2 separate regions of the Homo sapiens genome follow, and region 2 is linked to region 1. A link is an interaction called in ENCODE POLR2A ChIA-PET data of the cell type or tissue named here. Cell type or tissue: B cell. All regions are shown on one strand. Links, peaks and the distances in the headings refer to the core of each region. The heading gives the core; the rest is flanking DNA.

Region 1 (8,229 bases), core at 1,686-5,685:
ATGCAGAAGCTATAGAAAAAACCAATTATTTTAGAACTGAAAACTACAATTTATGGAATAAAAAGTACACTGAATATGCTCAATAACAGGATGGAGAAAAGAATCAGTGAACTTAAAGATAGGTCAATGAAAATGTTTTAATATAAAGAGCAGAAAGTAAAAAGACTGAAAAAAATAAACCGAGACTCTCGGATATGTATGCACTGTGATGATTAATTTCAATATGTCAACTTGACTGAGTTAATGGATGCCCAGATAGTTACTAAAACATTTCTGGGTGTGTTTGTGAAGGTGTGATTCTGGAAGAGATTAACATTTGAATCGGTAGACTGAGTAAAGAAGATTACCCTCACCGATATGGGTGAACGTCATCCAATCCATTAAGGGCATGAATAGAACAAAAATGCTGAGGAAAGGCTGATTCACTGCTGTTTGAACTGAGATATCCATCTTCTCTGGCCCTCAGATATTGCTGCTGCTTCTTGGGCCTTTGGACTTGATCTGAGCTTATCCCATTGGCTCCCTTAGTTCTCAGGCCTTTGTACTCAGATGAATTACATCACCAGCTTTCCTGCTTCTGCAGCTTGCAGACAACAGATCATGAGACTTCTCAGCCTTCATAACCATGTAAGCCAATTCTTGTACTAAATCTCTGATTAGATAGATAGATAGATAGATAGATAGATAGATAGATAGATAGATTCAATTGATTCTGTTTCTTTGGAGAACACTGACTAATACAGGCATTATTGAAAGGTCAAATACTTATCATTAGGATCCCAGAAGAAGTTAAAAAACTGGGGGGAGAAAAAGATATTAAAAAGAAAATGGCTGAAAACTTCTCAAATCTGATGAAAAACATACACTTACAGATTCAAATATCTTGGTCATCCCCAAACAGAATGAATGGAAAGGAAACCATGTCTAAACACACCATAATGAAATTTCTGAAATTAAAAAAAAAAAATCTGGGCTGGGTGCAGTGGCTCACACCTGTAATCCCAGCACTTTGGGAGGCCAAGGTGGGTGGATCACAAGGTCAAGAGATCGAGACCATCCTGGCCAACATGGTGAAACCCTGTCTCTACTAAAAATACAAAAATTAGCTGGGCATAGTGGCACATGCCCGTAGTCCCAGCTACTTGGGAGGCTGAGGCAGGAGGATCACTTAAACCTGGGAGGCAGAGGTTGCAGTGAGCCAAGATCATGCCACTGCACTCCAGCTTGGCGACAGAGCAAGACTCCGTCTCAAAATAAAAAAAAAAAAAGAAAATAAAAGAAAATTAGCCAGGGGTAGTGGTGCACGCCTATAGTCCCAGCTACTCGGGAGGCTGAGGGCAGGAGAATTGCTTGAACCCAGGAGGTGGAGGCTGCAGTGAGCTGAGATGGTGCACTCCAGCCTGGGCAACAAGAGTGAAACTCTGTCTCAAAAAAAAAAAAAAAAAAAAAATCGAAAAGCAGCTATAGAAAAATGACATGTTACACACAGGGGAATCATCATGAATTCTCATCAGAAACTATGGAACCACAACATATTTTTTAAGTGATGAGGGAAAAGAATTGTCAACTTAGGATTTTATATCCTGAAAAAATAGCTTTTCAGAATGAAGGTGAAATAAAGACATTCTAAGAGGAGGAAAACTAAAGAAATGTGTCTCCAGCAGACCTCCTCTAAAAGAAATGCTAAAGCAAGTCCTTCAGGGGAAAGGGAAATAATACCAGAGAGAAATCTGTATCTTCAAGAGTGAAGACAAAGTAACAGGAATGAGAGCTGTCTGTTTTGTCATATATATATATTTATATATATATATTTATATATATGTATGAATCTGTATATGTACATATGTATATGTATGTATATATGTGTGTGTATATATATAATTATTTTTTCCTCTTAAGCCTTTTAAAATATTTATGACTACTGAAAACAAAAAATTATAAAATTATGTGGTGGGATTTTCAATGTAATGCATGTAATATATGTGACAACTATAACACAAAATTCTAGGGGGAGGTGGTTCAAAGAAGTCTATATACAATTGCAAGCCTTCTACATTTTACTTGGCCTTGTAAATATTAATGCTGGCCGGGCACGGTGGCACATGCCTGTAATTCCAGCACTTTGGGAGGCTGAGGCGGGTGGATCACAAGGTCAGGAGATCGAGACCATCCTGGCTAACACGGTGAAACCCCGTCTCTACTAAAAATACAAAAATTAGCCGGGCGTGGTGGCAGGTGCTTGTAGTCCCAGCTACTCAGGAGGCTGAGACAGGAGAATGGCGTGAACCTGGGAGGCGGAGCTTGCAGTGAGCCAAGATCGTGCCACTGCACTCCAGCCTGGGCAACAGAGCAAGACTCTGTCTCAAAAAAAAAAAATTATGCTAAATAAACTATGAAAGCTTAGAAATGTAATTATAAGCCCTAGAGTAATCACTAAAAGAAAAAAATGCAGAGATATAGACAAAAATTCAAAAGATACATTAAAATGAAATACCAAAAAGTATTCCAAGAACGCAGAAGAAGGCAGCACAGGGAGAACAGAGAAACAAAAAACAGAGCAACAAACAAATAACAAAATAATAATTGTGGACAAAAATCCTACCACATCAATCATTACATTAAATATAAATGATCTGAATATACCAATTAAAAGATATTGTCATACTGCATGAAAAACAAGACCCAATTATAAACTGGGCACAGAGGCTCATGCCTATATTCCCAACACTTTGGGAGGCTGAGGTGGGAGAAACATACGAGCCCAACTCGAGGCTGCAGTGAGCTATGATTGCACCACTGAATTCTAGCCTGGGCAACAGGACGAGAGCCTGTCCCTAAAATATAAAATTAAATTAAAATTTAACAAGTTAAGAGTGAGATTACATCATGATAAAGGAGAATTCTCCAGGACCACATAACAATCGTAACTGTGTACACACCTAATAGCAGAGTTTCAAATTGCAGGAGCAAAAACCAATGAAACAGCAAGGAAGAAGAGACAAATTCACAATTATAATTGTCTTTAACACTCCTCTCAGTAATTGTTAGAATAAGTAGACAGAAACTGATCAAAGAAAGAGAACACCTGAACAACACTGTCAAGTAACTGGATCTAACTGCCATTTCTAGAACTCTCTACCCAACCTTAGCAGGACACACACTCTTTTCAAGTGCACGTGAAACGTTCACCAAGATAAACCATTTTCTGGTTCATAAAACAATCAACACATTGAGAAGAATTGAAATCACACAAAGTGTGTTCTCTGATCAGGAGATAATTAAACTAGTAATCAATAACAGAAAGATATCTGGAAATCCCAAATATTTGTGAGTTAATATGTAATAAATATTGCCTGAATATTTTCCCACAGGTTTTAGCAAAACCCATTCCCATGTATGGAGAGTGCTTATTTCCTTCAGAGCACTTCTTTCTTCAAAGGTGGTTTGGAAGACTAAGAGGTTCATGAATGATCTCTGTGGTATAAATGCCTTAGAAGGGGAAGTATGTATAACAGAAATAGCACGGGATTTGGGGCTACCTGGTTGTGTAACATTGAAGAAGATGCTCCACCTCTCTAAGTTTCACTTCCCCATTGAAGGGTCACCACTGAAGCCTCTGGTGTCCAACTATCTGGTTTCCAATCCTGATGCCATCACTCACCAATATGTGATCTTGGCAAGTGAACTAACCTCCCTTTGCTTCCCTTTCATCATCTGTATAGTCACAGTAATAATAATACAGGTTGGTATATGTCCTGGCTCGCTTGGGACAGTCCTGGCTTACCCTTGTTCTTCCACTATGATTATTAATAATATCCTGGTTAGGGTGATAAATGTTGTGCTCAGTCTAATAACAGTAGCTATGTATTACAGGGTTGTTAAAACAATTAGGCTAGTTGTTACGGATAAAGTGTTTTAGAATGGTGCCAGGCAGCCAGGCTCAATCAATATTGGAGTGCCTGCTAGAGTCCAGTTACTTTTCTAGGGGCTAGGATATGGTGGTAAACAGGGCAGACACTACACTCAGAGCGTCTGGGGTGTGGCAGAGTGGCTAAGTGCACGGGCTCTGCTGCTAGCCTACCTGAGTGTGAATCCTGGCCTGTTCCCTATTAGCTATGCAGCCTTGAGCAAGTGATTTTACTTCATACCTGTAATATGAGTTGCTATGAAGATCGAATGGGTTAAAATTTGCAAAGCACTTAGATCAATAACTGGCATATAAGTGCAACTAAATACTTGTTAAATCAAATAAATATAACAATTCTAAATGTTGGAAAGATTAAATGCATTAGTACAGTCATATGCTGCATGACATTTTGGCCAATGGCGAGCCACCTATACAACTATGGTTCCATAAGATCGTAATACCATATTTTTACTGTACCCTTTCTATGTTTGGATATGTTCAGATACACAAATACTTGCTGTTGTGTTATAATTGCCTACAGAATTCAGTAGAGTACCATGCCATACAGGTTTGTAGCCTAGGAGCAATAGGCTATAGCATCTAGCCTGGGTGTGCAGTAGCCTTTACTAAACCTACACTACCTAGGTTTGTGTAAGTACACTGTATGATGTTCATACAATGATGAAATCACCTAACTATGCATTTCTCAGAACATATTCCCATCGTTAAGTGGCGCATCACTGTATATACAAACGCACTTATACCGGAGATTTGCTGTTTTTAAAGTAAAATTGTCCCTTCTGGTGTTTTTTTCTTTTCAAAATAAAGCAAGACTCCTCCAAAGGTGGATCGATAGCTCCTCTACTTCTAGAGACAAAAGACTGCCAGGAACTTTCAGAGGAATTTTTTTTTCTTTTTCTTTTTTTTTTTTTAAGATGGAGTCTTGCTCTGTCGCTCAGGCTGGAGTGCAATGGTGCGACCTCAGCTCACTGCAACCTCCGCCTCCCAGGGTCAAGCAATTCTCCTGCCTCAGCCTCCTGAGTAGCTGGGATTACAGGCGCCTGCTACCATGCTGGGCTAATTTTTGTATTTTTAGTAGTGACGGGGTTTTACCATGTTGGCCAGGCTGGTCTTGAACTCCTGACCTCAGGCGATCCGCCCACCTTGGCCTCCCAAAGTACTGGGATTATAGGCATGAGCCACCGTGCCTAGCCAGACTTTTTTTTCTAGCTTTAAAAAAGACCCAGATAATCCAAACTACAGTCCTATCATGTTATCACAACCATAAGAAGTGGATATTATGAATATCATTCTCACAAGTAAACAGAGGCTCAAAGGCTCACCAAAGTCACAGAGCTTTCTGTCTTTTTGATCAAATCTTTAGGCCAGAAGCAGTGGCTCATACCTGTCCTATAATCCCAGCACTTTGGGAGGCTGAGGTGGGTGCATCACTTGAGGTCAGGAGTTCAAGACCAGCCAGGTCAATATGGTGAAACTCCGTCTCTACTAAAAAATACAAAAATTATAGCCAGGTATAGTGGCACACGCCTATAATCCCAGCTACTTGAGAGGCTGAGGCAGGAGAATAGCATGAACCTGGGAGGCAGAGGCTGCAGTGAGCAGAGATCGCACCACTGCACTCTAGCCTGGGGGACAGAGCAACACTTTGTCTCAAGGAAGAAAAACATCTTTAGCAAAGGTCTTGAGGTGAATGTTGCATTTCAGTGTGTTTGCTAGAGGACAGCTAGCAAACTTCATTTGCTAGATCAGGCCAGAACAAGTACACATAACACACTATCAACACAAATGTGAAGAAGCTAGATTGCTCCATTATTAGAGATAGAAAAGCTGTAATAGTGAAAACTCTAAAGATCACGTATAGAAAATTGCAGTGACAGGAAAAGACCCTGAAGCTGCTGAATGCTAGGTACACAAGTCAGCCCTCCTCTTTTGTGGGATAGGATAACACACCCTCCCAAGTGCGCCACTCACAGCTTAACTATATGTGACTTAGTGCAAGGGCCCTCCTCACCATTCACCCCCAGCTTTGACAGATTTCAACCCCATTATTGTTACCAACAACCATAAGCACAGAAGTGTTTTCTTTTCTCATTGTCAAGGGAGTCCAGACATTCCTGATAGCAAATGTACGTGTGTCAATGTAACCTTGACAGACGGAAACTCAAACTCAAGTACAATGGCAACCTTTATATGCTGTAATATATGCACAATGATGGACTTGGTAATGCTTCTCCCTCGCCCCCAACTTCTTAGAATGTGCAAAATGTGCCTGTTAAATATCATAATCCTTTTTACTCTGAGCACCTTTTCCCCTGGAGCCTTGCAAGTGCTCTCCATATAATGGCCTATTTTTAAGAGTCCTCTTGAGACTGAAATGACATTCGGGCCTTAAATCTAATGATATCAGAGCCTGTCCTTATTTTAAACATTTCTAATATGATCAGAAAGACGCCTGAAAAATGAGCTCTTCTTGCCCTTGGCTTCTCATGTGCCCTAGGGAAGTCCTGATTTAGAAGACGGCCCCCTAACTCAAGTGCAAGGTGCAACAGCTGCTGACATATGTGACTGTGAGCTGATGTTGAAAATTTCTGAGGCAGGGCACAAACCTTTGACCCATCTCCCAGGCTTCTCTGGATAAAATGTGGTTTTTTACAGATCAAAAAGGAGACAGATAAGAAAATGAAGACTGAAAATCTTAGAATTATGAAAGAGAGAATCATATACATTTTCTCTTTAAATACTAATCATTTAAAATGTGTAATTTTAAGGATGCATTAAACCTGCTTGACTGTCCTCACAAGAGAAACTTCCTTCCTTTTCTTAATTCTGTTCCTGGACTTCTCCCCAGCTATATTAGCTACAGCCAGCAGTGAAGTCCCATTGAGTATTCTGTGCACTACTGGAAATCCTGTGATTCACTCCGTGGGCAGTGCTGAATTAATTGTTAATCTGGTAGTGGGTGTTACTTTTTCTACTAGATTGTGAATTTCTAACTCTTGAGATGTCAGGTAAAAGCACTTCTGAGAGAAGAAAAAGGATACAAGGACAAAGAATCTGAGATTTGCCTTCTCTCTGGAAGCCTTTTCATCTTGCCATAGGGAACAGTTGAACCATCAAAAGCCCATTTATAATTAGTGTTAGTGAAACCAGGGGCTTTGGGGAATATTGGTCGTGAACAAAGGCAAGATTGGCAAATCTTGTTAAATTTTGTTAAACGGAAGACCCAGGATTTTTAAAAGCTGAAATACAGAATATAATATTAGTAAACTCATATGATTCTGCTTAAGATAATTTTTAAAACAAATGTTAAAAGGGTAAATTTTTAAAAAGAAAATTATATATATGTACTTTTATATATATGTAGGAACGTACATATATATACGTATATACATAGGCATGGACTTTTTCCTGGAAATTACCATAGCTACAATATGTCACTGGTCTATATCATGTTAATTAGCACTTGATCTGTGAAAGAAATCTGAGCGTGAGGTAATTCAGCACTGTCACCCAACTGGCCACATTAATCTTGAGTATTTTCCCCAGGGGATTAAAATCTGTCACCTGATGTGGCTACCAAGGTGAAATACATCCTCTCTCCTATGCTTTGCTAAGGACAGAGAGGGGCCAATTTGAGCTGTGCTAGAACAGGTTTGTTTGAATGGAGCCAGCATGTGAGCCCACTCAGACAATGGTCTGAGTTCTTCATTGAAGTCGTCTTCTTCCTCTGGTTCCAGTGTAGCCAGTGATGCAATTTGGTTTGCCCTTTTGCAGTGAGAACCGATTGGCCATAAGGTACTCAGCCTACGTTTCCTGCTCAAATGCAAGCAAATCAGTTGATTTACCAGCTCTGAAAATGTTGTGATCTAAACTTGTGCTAATAGAAACCCAAAGAAAGTGACACACATAAGACGTGTGGAAGTGCCTAGGGCTTCTTGGCATTCAGGAGCAGGGGAGTAGAGCATGCTGTACTTAATCAGGATTCGATTCTGTAGCTCTTTACCATCTACGAAATTATTTTTACCACATCCTATTAAAATTGGGAGGCAGCCTTGTTTGGTAGGAAAAATATAGCTTTGGAGTCAAGCAGAGCTGTATTTGAACCCTGGTGCTGCCACTTAGAAACTCTGGGAGGGACCTCAGGCGCTGAGCACTTTACCCCCTCTAACCTCCATTCCTCATTGGTAAGTGTGGGTGATGATGTCCAGCCGATAGGGATGCTGTGAAGGGTGAGAGATACCATATTCAAGTTCTTAGTAGAGAAGCTGATCCAAGGAACGTGCTTTGAAAACCAGTGACCT
Region 2 (8,229 bases), core at 2,499-6,498, 310 kb before region 1:
TTTCAGAAATCTAGTTGTAGAACTTAGAAAGGTATTTCTTTCTGACTGGTTGCCCGGTTGCCTCTTCCTCTGTGCGCTAATATATCTTTTATTTATAAAAGAGGCTGTTCAATGAGACTTGATCTTAATAGATAAAGAATCTAATTGCTATGGACTTGGCAATTACAGCCAATGAGACACCCAATAGCATTCAAGGACCTATGGGGTTGGGGTGAGGTAGATGTAGTAGTTGCTGATTATAGACAATGGGAATTGCATTGTTACAGAATACCATGCTCTTAACCCAAGGTGGGCTATGCAAGCCAAAACTCAAAAACAGGTAAACTTGTTCTTCTCACCTCCATCCCTGAAAAGTCTGTCTTGTTCTCCTGGAAACTCGTCAGTGACAATAAAAAAAATGTTTTTCCATCTTCTTTTCTTTATAAACTCAATTCCATTAGGCACTTTAAGCCCTTGTATGTAATCCAATTCAGTGTTTGCTCTTACATGGCTGTTTAAATCATTTGGGCCTTAATTCTGTTCTATGATTTAGACATCTCAAGTTATATATATCATCATTTGAAACACATTGAGAAACATTACTTCATAGCTTAGGATAAAGCACTATTATTATTTTTACATTTTAGTGCAAATCATAAATCCAAATATTTGTAGCCTTCCTTTTAGTATGGTTTATGACTAATTCATTTTAATTATATTCCTATTTGATGGCAATTCATATTCTTCCATCTACCAATTTGATATCAGTTCTTATTTTTGTATGTTTTATGGAGACTCTCAGCTTCAGATATATTATGCAGATCTAACGAATTTTTAAGGCTAATTAAGAGTCACAGTCATGTTGTAACTTGTCAGTATAGCTCCCTCTCTCCCCCACCTTTCTAAGAGCCTGTGTCTTCTAAAATAGTGATGGCATGGCCTCTTAGGTTTTGTCAAGTAAGGGAGCTTAAATATATCTATGAACACATCCCCTGAAAGAATTCTCTCTAGAATCTGGTGCTTTCCTTCTGCCTTAGTGTTAACTCCATTTGTCTGCTATGGAAAGTTCTTGACCCCTCCTTCCTGAGGTTACCAGAAAGCTCAAATGCTGCAACCACATCTTTCCTAGTTCCCAGCATAACCACATCCTTGCTTTTTCACAATTTCCAATTTCTTTTAAATTTTCCTGTGTTTACATAGAGGTGTGTCTCTTAGATGCACAAATGTCTTTTGAAGGTATGTGAAATCTAGAATATAAAAACATTTACCCTGCTTCCTTTAGGAGGAGAAAATGTTGTCTTTCTGAGAGACTCCTGTATCAGTACAGTCTGAGCGATGAGGGACTCCCAGGCCCTGCTCATCCTCCAACTCCTTTCTAACTCCATCATGGCTGCTCCAAAGAAGTCATCTCTTTCCACGTCATTTCCTGTTGGCATCACTCATTTGCTCCTTAACATGAACAGTATCATATTCACTTTATTGGTCTGTCTTCCCTCTCCCTCCCTCCCTCCCTTCTTCCCTCCCTCCCTCCCTTCCTCCCTCCCTCCCTCCCTTCCTCCCTCCCTTCCTTCTTCCCTCCCTCCCTCCCTTCCTCCCTCCCTTCCTTCCTTCCTGTCCATCTTTCACCTTAAGCCCTCGAAGAAGGCCCAGGACCTCCCAAAATACTTCATGCTTTTCCCACAACTTCAATTTTGTGCCACGTCTGGCTTTAAGATCCTGGGTCTGCAAACTTACTCATGCTTACCAACTCCTTCCTTTTTTAAAAAAAATTTTTTTAAATTAATTATATATTTATTTATTTAAGATGGAGTCTCGCTCTGTCACCCAGGCTTGAGTGTGGTGGTACGATCTCTGCTCACTGCAACCTCTGCCTCCCAGGTTCAAGCAATTCTCCTGCCTCAGCTTCCTGAGTAGCTGGGATTACAGGCGCATGCCACCACACCTGGCTAATTTTTGTATTTTTAGTAGAGACGGGGTTTCACCATGTTGGTCAGGCTGGTCTTGAACTCCTGACCTCATGATTCGCCCAACTCGGCCTCCCAAAGGGCTGGGATTACAGGTGTGAGCCACTGCACCCGGCCATAACACTTTCCTTTCTTTAGAGCTGATGCAGATGTGAAACCCAGCCCCTGTCTTTCATTTACACAAATACTACCCACACAAGGCATGTGTGTATGGGGGATGTTTCTGAATGCTGGGGGAAATGGAGTTTGCAAGGAAGCAAAACAAGCAACTAAATAATGCATAATAGGTGGCCCTGGGATTTTGCCATCTCTGTGGTTTCTTTGTCTTCTGGTGATCCATACCTTTGGGGTGTCATATTTCACCCGCAGTGTTTCATCAAATTAAATTTCCCAACAAAAACAGTTCCTTTCCCAAGAGGAATTCCAATACCAAGTCTGTTGGTACATTTTTCTCATGCTGTTACAAAATATTATATGGACACATTAACTTCTGAACTCTATCGTAAGTCTAGGAAAGCAAAGACCTTCTTTCAGATTTCTTAGTAACTCAGGAAACAGGAAGGTGATGGATGTTGATCATTTGCTATGTCCAGTACACTGCTAGTTAATTTTTTGATATATGTTATTTTACTAATTTCTGTACTATAAAATCAGTGTGATGATATCCGTTTAATTAGGAAGCTAAAGCTCAGATATGTTAACTAATTTGCCTAAAAATCATATCGCTTGGAATGCAAAATCAACACAAACGTGTGAAGTGACAGGATTTGATGATCCTTCAAGCTTGCAAGGAGCTGCTGGGGACGCCTTGAGGTTGCTGTCCTCCTTCCCTACCTGCCTGCCCCAAGCAGCCTCTCAGAATCTCTGCTAAGGGCCAGCGCGGTGGCTCACGCCTGTAATCCCAGCACTATAGGAGGTGGGAGGCTGAAGCTGGGCGGATTGCTCGAGGTCAGGAGTTTGAGACCAGCCTGGCCAACATGGTGAAACCCCGTCTATACTCAAAATACAAAAATTAGCTGGGCGTGGTGGCGGGCACTTGTAATCCCAGCTAGTTGGGAGGCTGAGGTGGGAGAATCACTTGAACCCAGGAGGTGGAAGTTGCAGTGAGCCAAGATCATGCCACTGCACTCCAGCCTGGGTGACAGAGTGAGATTCCATCTCAAAAAAAAAAAAAAAAAAAAAAAGGCCAGGCACAGTGGCTCACGCCTGTAATCCCAACACTTTCGGAGGCTGAGGTGGGCTGATTGCCTGAGGTCAGGAGTTTGAGACTAGCCTGACCAACATGGTGAAACCTCGTCTCCACTAAAAATACAAAAATTAGCCGGGCGTGGTAGCGGGAGCCTGTAATCCCAGCTACTCGGAAGGCTGAGGCAGGAGAATGGCTTGAACCTGAGAGGCAGAGGTTGCAGTGACCTGAGACCGGGCCATTGCACTCTAGCCTAGGCAACAAGAGTGAAACTCCATCTCAAAAAAAAAAAAAAAAAAAAAGAATCACTGCTAAGAAGGAGTTGTGATATGGAAGAGCTCCTGGGGTCCAGGCCACAGTGGACGTGGTGGCGGTACTTCTAAGAAAAGAGAAGTCTTCAAAATGAGAAGATGCAGGGACCTGAGTCAGATTGTGTCTGTCACCAGGAGCCAGTTCTGGGTTTAATTGTCACTTGTTTTAACTTTTTATTTTGGAAAAACATCAAACCTATACCAAAAAGATAGATCAGTGTAATAAACTCCCGTGTCCACCATCCTCCTCGATAATTATCAACATATAAGCAATCTTGTTTCATCTGTACCCAGCTCCCCACTCCCAACTATTTTATTTTGAAGCAAATCCTAGGTTTCATCTTATAACCAGGTTTTTGATATGTGATCAAGAGTTTGTTTTTATGTCATTTAAAAATTCGATTAAAATTAAATCCTTAATGGATCGCCTTAATTAAAACTTCCTGCAGCAGGTATAAGTTCTATTAAGCAAATGAGCCTGGTAATATGAAAATCAAAAGGGCACTCTGTCAGCCTCATTCTCTTTTTCTTAGGTCACTATTCCCACTTCCTGCTCTAAAGGTGATTTACTTTCTGAAGAAATTGGATGCAAATTATGTTCTTTCATTTCTTAAAAGACTGGAAATTCATTTATATGTGTGTATACCTATAGTCATAGAGATGGTGCCAAAAAGTAAAAAATCGTGCACCAAACTATTAACAGTGTTTTCTTGGGGTGGTGTGAACTCAGGAAATTTTCAGTTTATTCTTCCTTTTAGCTTATAATTATTAAAAATGTTTCTAGTTCTATAAATAATATAATTGTTATATTCACTGTATTATATTTTAATAATTGTTTATATTTTCTCTATTTCTAAAAGTAACGAATTACTTTTATGATTAAGAAAATGAACAAAAATGCCATTAAAAATATATGAATTCGAAAGAAGCTTGTATAGAAAATAACACCTTGGCTTCCTTACACGGGTTGAACTCTTCAGTAAAAATCTAAAATGGGAGAAGTATTTTAATCAAGCAACATAATTTGGACACCCTGAAATTGTCCACATAGGCGATCCTCTAGTTTGCCTATGGATCAATCATAATCTGGCCCCGTATATTATCCGAACCAGAGACCACACCCATGGGCTGACCAAGGCTTTTAGGGATGCTTTGGAATGCAAGAAGAGGTGTAGGAAATGAAGTTTTGGAATCGAACCACTGGAAGTTTGCGGTTTTATAGATGGCTCTTAGGGGAAGAAAGGATATTTGAAAGTAGAGCTCCTCTAGAAAAATGCAGACATACAGAAAGTCACTGGCACATTTTGGAGCCAACCTTGCAGGTGATGTCACTGAACAGGAAGCCCACACCTAAGACTGAGCCTGAATTCCTCTGCCTCCAAGAAGCACCCCTCACCTAACCCCAGATCATTAGCTTAGCTCAAGTGTTCTTCCAGGCTCTGATGTGAGTGGTGTCTCATGGTGTGACAAAAGGAGATTAAATCCTAATGTCCTGTAGTTGCAATTTATTTTGCTTTTTGAAAAAGTTTATGAAAGCCAGGCACAGTGGCACGCACCTGTAGTCCTAGTCCCAGCTACTCAGGAGTTAGAGGCAGGAGGATCGCTTGAGCCCAGGAGTTTGAGGCCAGCCTGGGCAACATAGAGAGATCCCATCTCCAAAACAAAAGCAAAAACAAAGTTTATGAAACCATAATTCTTTTTCCAATTTTTCTGCTAAGAACATGTATTATGTGATTTAAAAAAGAAAAACAAATATATTGTGCCCTTGAATCCACTCCAGCTTCCCATCTGTTTCCCATAAAGGCTCCCTCTAAAAGGCCGGGAATGAAAAAAAAAAGATGGAGGGACAAAGAAAGAGAGAAAATGGTGGGGGAGGGAGAGAGAGAGAGAGAAAGACTGTGTATGTGCATGTGTGTCTGTAGTGGCGTTAGAATGGATTATCAATAGGTTTCAAAATGTCCCTTCTTACTCAGAAAGGGAAGGAGAGATCCAAGCAGAAGGACCAGGTTAGAGCTAGCAATCAGGTCTCAGCCTTCCCAGGGGCCTTTGTAACAAAAGGCTGGAACCCAGACATGGATAGACCAGACACTGGGGCCTAGAAGCCTGGCCAGGGAGCTTCAGACCTCAGCATCAGACCTGAGGCTGAGCAACAACAAAAAAGTAGTCATCAAAGATCTTTAGACCAAATGTATTTGTATTAAGAGACAGGCTAGTGTGAAGTAAACAAAGAAATCACAAATGGAAGACTTTTTATTTTGTTTTGTTGCACCCTTGTCCCAGTTTGTCCAAGGCTGAGGAGGTCCCTGGTTCACAGGACTTCCCAATACTAGAATTGGGAAAGTCCGGGACAAATTGGTTGCCCCAGGTGTTGGGTTCCAGGGCCCATCGACCTTGTTGGCTGGCCGACATGCAGGTTCCATCTTGGGGCATGAGACAGCTGCTCCAGCTTCCATCCTTATGCCCATGGGCAGCCAGCAGGAAAGGGGGGCAAGCACGGAGGGGTGGCCTCTTTCATTTTAAAGGGCCAACACAGAAGCTGCACGTACCACTGTGGCTCATGACTTTCTAGTCAGAATCCAGTTACGTGGCCACTCCTAGCAGGAATCTGGGAAATGCTGTCATTAGCTGGATAACCATGCACCCAGTCAAAGCTTCTCTGTTGGTTTGGATTAAGGAGAAAATAAATTTGGAGGGCATCTTGCAAGCTGCCATAGTACTGAACAGATAAACCTCAAACACCTGCCATACCCCACAACTCCCTCCTAAGTGGTCTTCCTGGATAATTGTCATGCTGGTCCCATGTGACCTCCACCTAAGCCTCAGCTGAGTGGACTGGAGCTCATCCCATGACCCAAGTGCAGCCAACTTCCAGCAGCCGATGAGACAGCCTGATGCAACAGCCTTAACATACGAGGCTATGACTCTTTCCTAAAATAACTGAAAGGCAGATACGGGAAGTTGGTTAGTCAGATGCAGAAGCTGAAAGATATCTAGAAAGAAATTAGGCAGCAGAAGCTATGAGTAGAAGCCATGAGGTAGAGCAAAGACATTCAGGTAAGAAAGTGGTTAGTAACTGCAGAATGGCAAAGGCAGAGGCAGCCAGGCCCTGTGGAGAGGATTAACTTATTCTTGAGAAGGAAAAGTTAATCTTATTGATAGAAGTGGGTGGGTTCCTGAATAATCCTCCAGTTTCATAAATGTATTAGAGTCTCTGGAGGCCCAGGAGTATGGCTGTTCCTACATTCCTACACCTTTATCTCAGTTCCCAGGGTGGGGAAGTGATACATGGTGTGTGTGTGTGTGTGTGTGTGTGTGTGTGTCTGTGTGTTGTGCCATCAATGGGCTTTCATCAGGGGAAAAAAAAAGAAAACAGAAAACCCCACTAAAAATGGCCTAACCAGAAAAGACATACATCTGTCATTTCACGTATCAAGACGTGCAGAGGAAGAGCAGTTCTGGGGCGAGTGGATTCGGAGGCTCAGAGAGATTGCCAGCAGCCTGGGCTCTTTCCACCATCTCTCGCTGCCATCCTCAGTGCCCTGGCACCATCCTCAGGCTCGCCCCTTCTTGGCCTCAGGATGACTGCAGAAACAGTCCACACCAACAGCATCCCTAGGCTGGAAAGGAGATGCTTCTCTCTTCAGCCCCTTTCTCAGATTGTGGAAAACATTTCCAAAGCTGCCAGCACATTTCGCCCTCATCTCATTGGCCAGAACTTTATCCCACGCCCATTCTGAAGGCAGCTAATGGCAGGAGCAGGAATGCTGTCTAGGCTCAGCCTGATCAGGGTCTTGGGGCTGGGAAGGGGCTCCGCCCTGCTTCAAGCACAAGGCTGCCCACATACAAAGAGAATTAAAGTTCTGCTAATAAGTAAGTAAGAAGGAGGATGAATAAATGGCTGAGGCCATCTCCAGCATCCCTGGCAGGACGTCCGAGAAGTTGGCTGGCCCTTCTGGCAGGTCCCATGCAAAGTTCCCGCCTTGTGAAATCACAGCCAGGACCTAGAGTTACATATTAGAAACTTAATTTTGCCACCTGATATATTGATTAAGTTATGGGGTATTGATACACCCTAGCCAAAGGTCAGCGTATAAACCAGGATATCAGTTTATTGATTTGTAATATAGGCTGTGCAAATCTCTCTCCAATGGCGAGAAAACTCATGTTTATCATCTGGTACACAGCAGATGAAAAACCAAATTAATATTCAGGAAGTTTCTTAGTTGAGCATAACCAAGAAACATAACATCCAAGCAAAGGATTTGAGCTGTTTTCTGCCCTTCTCTGTTGGTGCCACACATTTTCACACTCCTACCGCTTTGTACACACCCTTCTTGCCTGGATAGCTTCGTGGCCTTGCTCTGCCTGAAAAATGCCCATTCAGAGCAACTTGAATGTCATGTCTTCTGTGAAATCTTCCCTGAAATGGAACTAACTCCTCCCTTTGTTAAGTTTCTATGCGTTGTAAATATTCACAGGTGGTTACGCCCTCTCTCAATGCAGTATAATTCTCCCAGAGAGCATGAACTCCGCAAGCGGCAGAGCAGGGTCTTAGTGACCTTTGTCTACCCAGTAGATGGCATGCTGCCTCTTCTGGAGCCTAGTAGGATCTAGAAGATTGGTTCTGAGTTTGGTGTGTATAAGAATCACCCAATTCCCTCAAAGAATTTGGTTTAAAAAATCATATTTCCAGCCCCTACCCTCAGAAGGCCTAACTCACCCAGGACTCTGCATTTTAACATGTACCCAGGTGACCTTGACGCAGGGACTCAGGCCCCATTTTGGGAAA

The links. ChIA-PET counts read pairs that join two places held together with the same protein. Peaks named below come from ENCODE experiments on the same cell type or tissue, not always from the same donor. Only the 100,000 strongest peaks of a DNase experiment are listed, where the experiment ranks them.
Region 2: POLR2A ChIA-PET joins it to region 1 with 6 read pairs; 4 of 35 experiments call an interaction of 5 or more read pairs at or near these places.

What each region holds. Positions count from the first base shown.
Region 1 is chr7:25,084,487-25,092,715 of GRCh38, forward strand. No RefSeq gene overlaps it. Among named protein-coding and RNA genes, the nearest start is that of CYCS, 37 kb to the right of the region's middle. In B cell, for the core only: no CTCF peak of the experiment used is centred there; a DNase peak (open chromatin) is centred at 3,565.
Region 2 is chr7:24,772,771-24,780,999 of GRCh38, forward strand. It overlaps LOC124901820 (translation initiation factor IF-2-like), which reads right to left and starts at 1,415. Exons shown (of 3, transcript XM_047421177.1): 1 at 1,248-1,415. The coding sequence starts at 1,415. It also overlaps a transcript of GSDME not described here. In B cell, for the core only: no CTCF peak of the experiment used is centred there; no DNase peak of the experiment used is centred there.